Regions from separate parts of the Homo sapiens genome. Here region 2 is linked to region 1. A link is a loop called in an ENCODE intact Hi-C map of the cell type or tissue named here. Cell type or tissue: Caco-2. All regions are shown on one strand. Each heading gives the region's core, and the rest is flanking DNA. Links, peaks and the distances in the headings are about the cores only.

Evidence for each region. Hi-C counts contacts between places; a loop is a spot of excess contacts. Peaks named below come from ENCODE experiments on the same cell type or tissue, not always from the same donor. Only the 100,000 strongest peaks of a DNase experiment are listed, where the experiment ranks them.
Region 2: it touches region 1 in a loop (2.3-fold over the local background); 9 of 110 quality-filtered maps call a loop at or near these places.

Annotation. Positions count from the first base shown.
Region 1 is chr22:42,686,776-42,689,673 of GRCh38, reverse strand. No RefSeq gene overlaps it. Among named protein-coding and RNA genes, the nearest start is that of A4GALT, 33 kb to the left of the region's middle. RefSeq lists enhancers at 930-1,821, 1,822-2,711, 2,712-2,898. In Caco-2, for the core only: no CTCF peak of the experiment used is centred there; DNase peaks (open chromatin) are centred at 633, 1,183 and 2,413.
Region 2 is chr22:42,620,087-42,622,990 of GRCh38, reverse strand. The region is part of intron 8 of CYB5R3 (cytochrome b5 reductase 3); the gene reads left to right. Among named protein-coding and RNA genes, the nearest start is that of RNU12, 6.3 kb to the right of the region's middle. RefSeq lists an enhancer at 1,216-1,305. In Caco-2, for the core only: a CTCF peak has its summit at 1,296 (motif pointing left); a DNase peak (open chromatin) is centred at 1,240.

The sequences.
Region 1 (2,898 bases), core at 1-2,500:
CTTCTTTTTTTTTTTTTGAGACAGAGTTTGACTGTTGTTGCCCAGGCTGGAATGCAATGGCGCGATCTCGGCTCACCGCAACCTCCACCTCCCGGGATCAAGCAATTCTCCTGCCTCAGCCTCCCGAGTAGCTGGGATTACAGGTGTGCGTCACTACACCCAGCTAATTTTGTATTTTTAGTAGAGACAGAGTTTCTCCATGTTGGTCAGTCAGGCTGGTCTCAAACTCCCAACCTCAGGTGATCAGCCCGCCTCGGCCTCCCAAAGTTCTGGGATTATAGGCATGAGCCACCGTGCCTGGCCTAATTTTTGTATTTTTAGTAGAGACAGGATTTCACTGTGTTGGCCAGGCTGGTCTCGAACTCCTGACCTCAGGTGATCTGCCCACCTTGGCCTCCCAAAGTGCTGGGATTACAGGCATGAGCCACCGTGCCTGGCCTGGTCTCGTTTCTCTCCTTGGAAGTTGGTGGGGACCGGGGCTGGGTTCTGATTTTTGGCAGTGGACTAAAGCTGGGAGGAATGTCTCACGTCTCACCTCCCCTTGGTTTCCTGCTGCTGCTGCTGCTGCTGCCGCCACACCCACCCTGGAAGGGGATGCTCCTCCTCCCCCAACCCCACCGCAGCACAGATCACACCTGAGTCCAGGGCCTGAAGCCTGGTCCCACCCTGACCCCCAACCTCACAGCAGAATTCCGAGCACGCCTTGCACTGGGCTAGTCCAAGTTAGAACAAGCAGAGATTTAGGAACAAGTGAACCATGAAACCAGACTTCCAGGAACACGGGGGCTCACTCATCCCCGATCTCTGTTGGGCACTCAGAGGACATTACAATTTAATATTTAAACAAGAAGTTGAATATTGATACACCAGCAAGGGGGAATTATTTTCCTTCCCCTAGAGCTGCTGGGAAAACGACTCCCTGCTTGCCTATGCCTGGCCAGCTGGGAAGATTCTTAAATAACCGACTGGACACCGGCCCCAGGCCACGCAGTGCTCCCCCAGTAAAGGATAGGTCCACGTCTTTCTCAGTCCTGGCCAAAAACGTCTGTGAACACACCCACTAGAAACAAGCCAGGAACAAACCGCTGCTCTGAGGATCTGATTACATTTCCCCAGGGCAGGTTTCCACCAGAGCGAGCGCCCCTCCCTCCTCCTTTCCCAGAACTCCGTTGCCCAACAACTGTTCCAGCTCCTGCTCCTGAGGCGGGGGCAGCCTGAGGAAACCAGGGCCTCAGGCGACAGCCGGCTCTGTTAGGCAGGGGCAGGACAAAGTGCAAGGTCCCTCTGGAATCCCCCAAGGCAGAGGGCAGGAGCCAGACTCCTCCGGTAGCTGTGGGGGCTCGGAAGGGGACATTAGACTCTGGTCTGTGGCTGTTGGCGCAGGGAGGTGAAGAGTGGTAGCTGCCCCCCGAGGCAGGCACTGGACCCCTTCTCGGCTCCCCAGCCAGCCTCCTTCCTACCCTGTGCACAGAACAGTGAAGGTCTGGGTTCAAATCCCAGCACCGCCACCTACTTGCTGAGCTTCTTTCTCTGTGTGGAAAGTGGAGGTGTGATAACACCACTCTGTGTCGTAGAGAATGTGTTCTGTGCCAGGGGCTGGGCTGGCTCATTTGATCATTACAACCATGCTGGGAGGGGGCACCACCCATCTCTTTGCAAAAGAGGAGATGCACAACTCTGGCCAGGGGTCGGTGGCCAGGAGGCAGGAACGGAGGATCTTTGGGACCCCTGCCCTGCCCCGGGCCTTAGACCCATTGCTCCCAGCCCAGAGGTGCAAGAACACAGCACTGTGATGGGCAGAGGCTGGGGTCCTCACCTGGCCGGGTGGTGTGGTGGCAGCGGGCATCTTCTGGCCTTGCAGCCTTTCTGCTGTTACCTCTGCCCTGCCTGTGCCTGTCCTCACTGCCTCTGTGTTCTCCAGGATGCTACTCTTATTTCTGGCCAGCTGGATCCTACTCTTATTTCTGGCCAGCTGGATCCTGGCCCATTTACATAGTTGCATTAAGAGGCTGGGCTGAGGCCAGGTGTGGTGGCTCACGCCTGTAATCCCAGCACTTTGGGAGGCCGAGGCGGGCGGATCACTTGAGGTCAGGAATTCAAGACCAACCTGGCAAACATGGTGAAACTCCATCTATACTAAAAATACAAAAATCAGCTGGGCTTGGTGGCGCATATCTGTAATTCCAGCTACTTGGGAGGCTGAGGCACAAGAATCGCTTGAACCCAGGAAGTGGAGGTAGCAGTGAGCCGAGATGGTGCCATTGCACCACCACCCAGGTTGGAGTGCGGTAGTGCAATCATGGCTCTCTGCAGCCTCAAATTCCTGGGCTCAAGAGATCCTCCCCCCTCAGCCTCTGAAGTAGCTGGGACTACAGGCATGGGCCACCACGCCCGCCCAGCTAATTTTTAACTTTATTTGTAGAGTCGGGGTTTCACCATGTTGCCTGGGCTGGTCTCAAATTCCTGGCCTCAAGGGATCCACCTGCCTTGGCCTCCCAAGGTGCTAAGATTACAGGTATGAGCCACCGCGCCCGGGCTGGTTATTGTTTCTTGATCTGGTGCTGGTTAAGTGGTGTGTAATTTGGTGAAAATTCACCGATTTTAGATTTAGAGTTTGTGGACTTCAAGAACATTGACATGAACAACAAGACAGAGGCCGTGAGGGTGGAGGAGAGGGCAGTTGGAGAGGCACTTGGGCCAGGGAACAGGGCTGGATGTTGGGGATTTAGGGTGCAGCCTGGCTTCTGGCCAAGTGGCTGGAGAGATGGGAGGATGAGCAGATGAGACACGCAGCTGAGACTGAATGTGAGGGGCCCCCCAGAGATGTGGCTCCCGGGGACCCAGATTGAGAAGCTGACCTTAAGGTGATGGGAAGTGGTGCCGTAGGAAGGAGGGCTG
Region 2 (2,904 bases), core at 213-2,712, 67 kb after region 1:
CTGTGGAGTATAGCCCTGTGTGGCCAGGGCCTCTGCTTTTCAAGAGAAGCTGGGGACCTGCATTTTCTGGGAAATTTCTAAGTGTTGGAAGCACCATTTTTGAATACCCGTGTGAGCACCAGTTTGGGGTCTCATGTCCTGCCATCTGCCCCTGCTTTGCCTCCGGCACCTCCTACGGCCCCACAGTTTCCTCAGGACTAATCCATGGTGGGGGGCGCACACCCTCTGCTGATGATCCATGTCAGGGGGTGCATGCCCTCTACTGATGAGGGAGCTCTGTCCACACCACCCTCTGCTCCTCCCAGAAAGGAGCACATGGGCTCTGGGACTTGCACCACCTGGCTAGCACCTAGGAGCTGGGTCACCTGGGCCCATCCCTGAGGGAGCAGCCGCCCTTCTCAGATGACCAGCTTGGGTTCCAGGCCTCCAGGCTGAGAGACCCAGGCCTGGAGGGGGTGGTGGATGTGTGGGTTGTCACCGTGTCCGGCCTCTGGCTGGACCTGCTGTCCTGGGTCAGCCCACCCCCTCCAGGTCGGCTGCTCCACCTGGTATGCTCAGGAAGCCAACCTGACCCCGCAGCTGACCTTCCAGTGGGGGAGGCAGAGGACTAATGGGAGCAGGTTTCTTAGTAAATTATAGCGCGGTTATGGTGGCGGGGTTCCTGTGATGTGGGGGGCCAAGCAGAGCCAGGCAGCGGCTGGAGCGGAGGTCAGCCAGGGCACTGGCTCTGGGAGTCTAGCTGCTGTTTCTCTTCTACTAACGAAAGGAGCAGGCCGGGCGCGGTGGCTCACGTCTGTAATCCCAGCACTTTGGGAGGCCGAGGCAGGCAGATCATGAGGTCAAGAGATCGAGACCATCCTGGCCAACATGGTGAAACTCTGTCTCTACTAAAAATACAAAAATTAGCTGGGCGTGTGTCGCGTGCCTGTAGTCCCAGCTACTCGGAGGCTGAGGCAGGAGAATGGCTTGAACCCGGGAGGCAGAGGTTGCAATGAGCCGAGATGGTGCCACTGCACTCCAGCCTGGCGATAGAGCGAGACTCCGTCTCAAAGAAAAGAGCGTTTTATCCTGTACCCATGTGTCAGTCTAAAGGGAGGAAGTGATAGGCTGCTTTGCTCCTTTCTGACTGCAGTTTCTAATGGCATGGGCGGGGCCAGCTTGCTGCGAGGCAGGGTTTAGCCCCATCCCAATTCCAGATGAGTGATCCAGATCCCTGGTGCGTGCAGGAGCCCCTGCCCTGTGGCCAGAGCGAGGCCTGGTCCCCCAGGGAGGGGCCAGTGCTGACCCCTGGTGGCAACAGGCAGCAGCACCTGCACCACCACCACGGGACAGTTACCTGCCAATGAGAGGAATAGTTGGGTGATCTCCTAGCATTTTTCGTGTACATTTGTTGCCACTGTGACCCACAATTCAAGATTAGTTGAGGTACTGCTGTAGCATTAAATGTAAGCTGAAATTCCAGAGGTTGAGAAAGAAAGTGGTAACAGGCCAGTCTGGCTGTACCGTAGCTAAGCGAAGGATGAGGAGAGCCCCAAGGACTCCAGGCAGGGGCAGTGAGTATTTCCCCCACAGAGCCACTTTCAGGACAGGTACAGGGAAAAATACATTAAGCCATGCACGGTGGCATGCACCTGTAGTCCCAGCTATTCAAAGCTAAGGCAAGAGGATCACATGAGCCCAGGAGCTCCAGGCTGGAGGGCATTATGATCACACCTGTGAATAGCCACTGCCTGCCAGCTGGGGCAACATAGCCAATTCCTGTCTCTTAAAAACACACACACACACACACACACACACACACACACACTAAAAAGAAATCGCTGTGAAATTGAAAGGTGTCTTACATACCTGCACATTTTGTACACTAGCAGTTTATGCCCATGCAGTTTTTACAAGGTACTTTCAGATCCACTTCAGATCCATTGCCCAGCTATAAAACTATTTTCTGTGCCTCGCCTTGTTCCAGAGGGATTTTAGGAGGCTTACAAAGACTCATCTGGTGAGTCAGAGTGGCACAAATGGAAAGTGGGAGTGAAAGAAAAACAAGTGCAGGGCTATAAAATGAATGGAATCAGTACTGGGATTTGTACAAAAACGGACTATAATGTACGCTTGCTGTGAATGGGCCACACGTATCACTCCAGGCTTCCCAGCAGCCAAGGTGAAAAGGGAAATGTGGTCAGTGACTTAGCTCATGGAGTCCATGAGATAAAGAGGACCCCCTTGCTCAGCACAGTAGACTCTTCCTGGTTCCAGGGCAAGCGGGACTGCTTTGGCCCCTCCCCGTCAGGACCTTCACAGCGTGGAGTGTATGCTGTAAACTTGGGCCATCTAGGCAGGGTGTCTGTGTCAGCCAGTGCCAGCCCTCCTGGCCTGAGGCTTCAGCAGCTTTTCTCTTGGTGTTGAGGGCTGTGGGGTGGTTGTTTCTGGTTACTAAGGATAGAGACCAGCCATATCATCGTGGGCGCTCAGGGCTCGAGGGGGCAGGACACACAGCTGTGGATGAGACTCAGTTCCTCATGGGCCGACATTCTTGGGGAGTCACAGTGGGCTCATGGAGGTGGGGGCAGTTAGAGACTGTCACCCTGAGCAGCCTGGGGCAGAGCACCAGCCTGGGGACCTCTGGATCCTGGAAGGTACATCTCAGTCGTGTCCCTGCCTCATTGTGTGATCTTGAGCAACTCAACTCTGGGTCCTCTGGGCCTCAGTTGCCACATCTGTAAAATGGGATTCATATTCCCCGCCCTGTCCACCCACTGGGTTGTTCCAAGGGACACCCCGGAGGCCAAATGGAAGCAAAAGGCTTTGCAAACTGTAAAGTGCAGTCAGGGGAACCATGATGGGCTTTGTACACTGGTTTCAGGCTGCAGGGCCTGAGGCCATAGGCTTGAGTCAGGGTTGGGG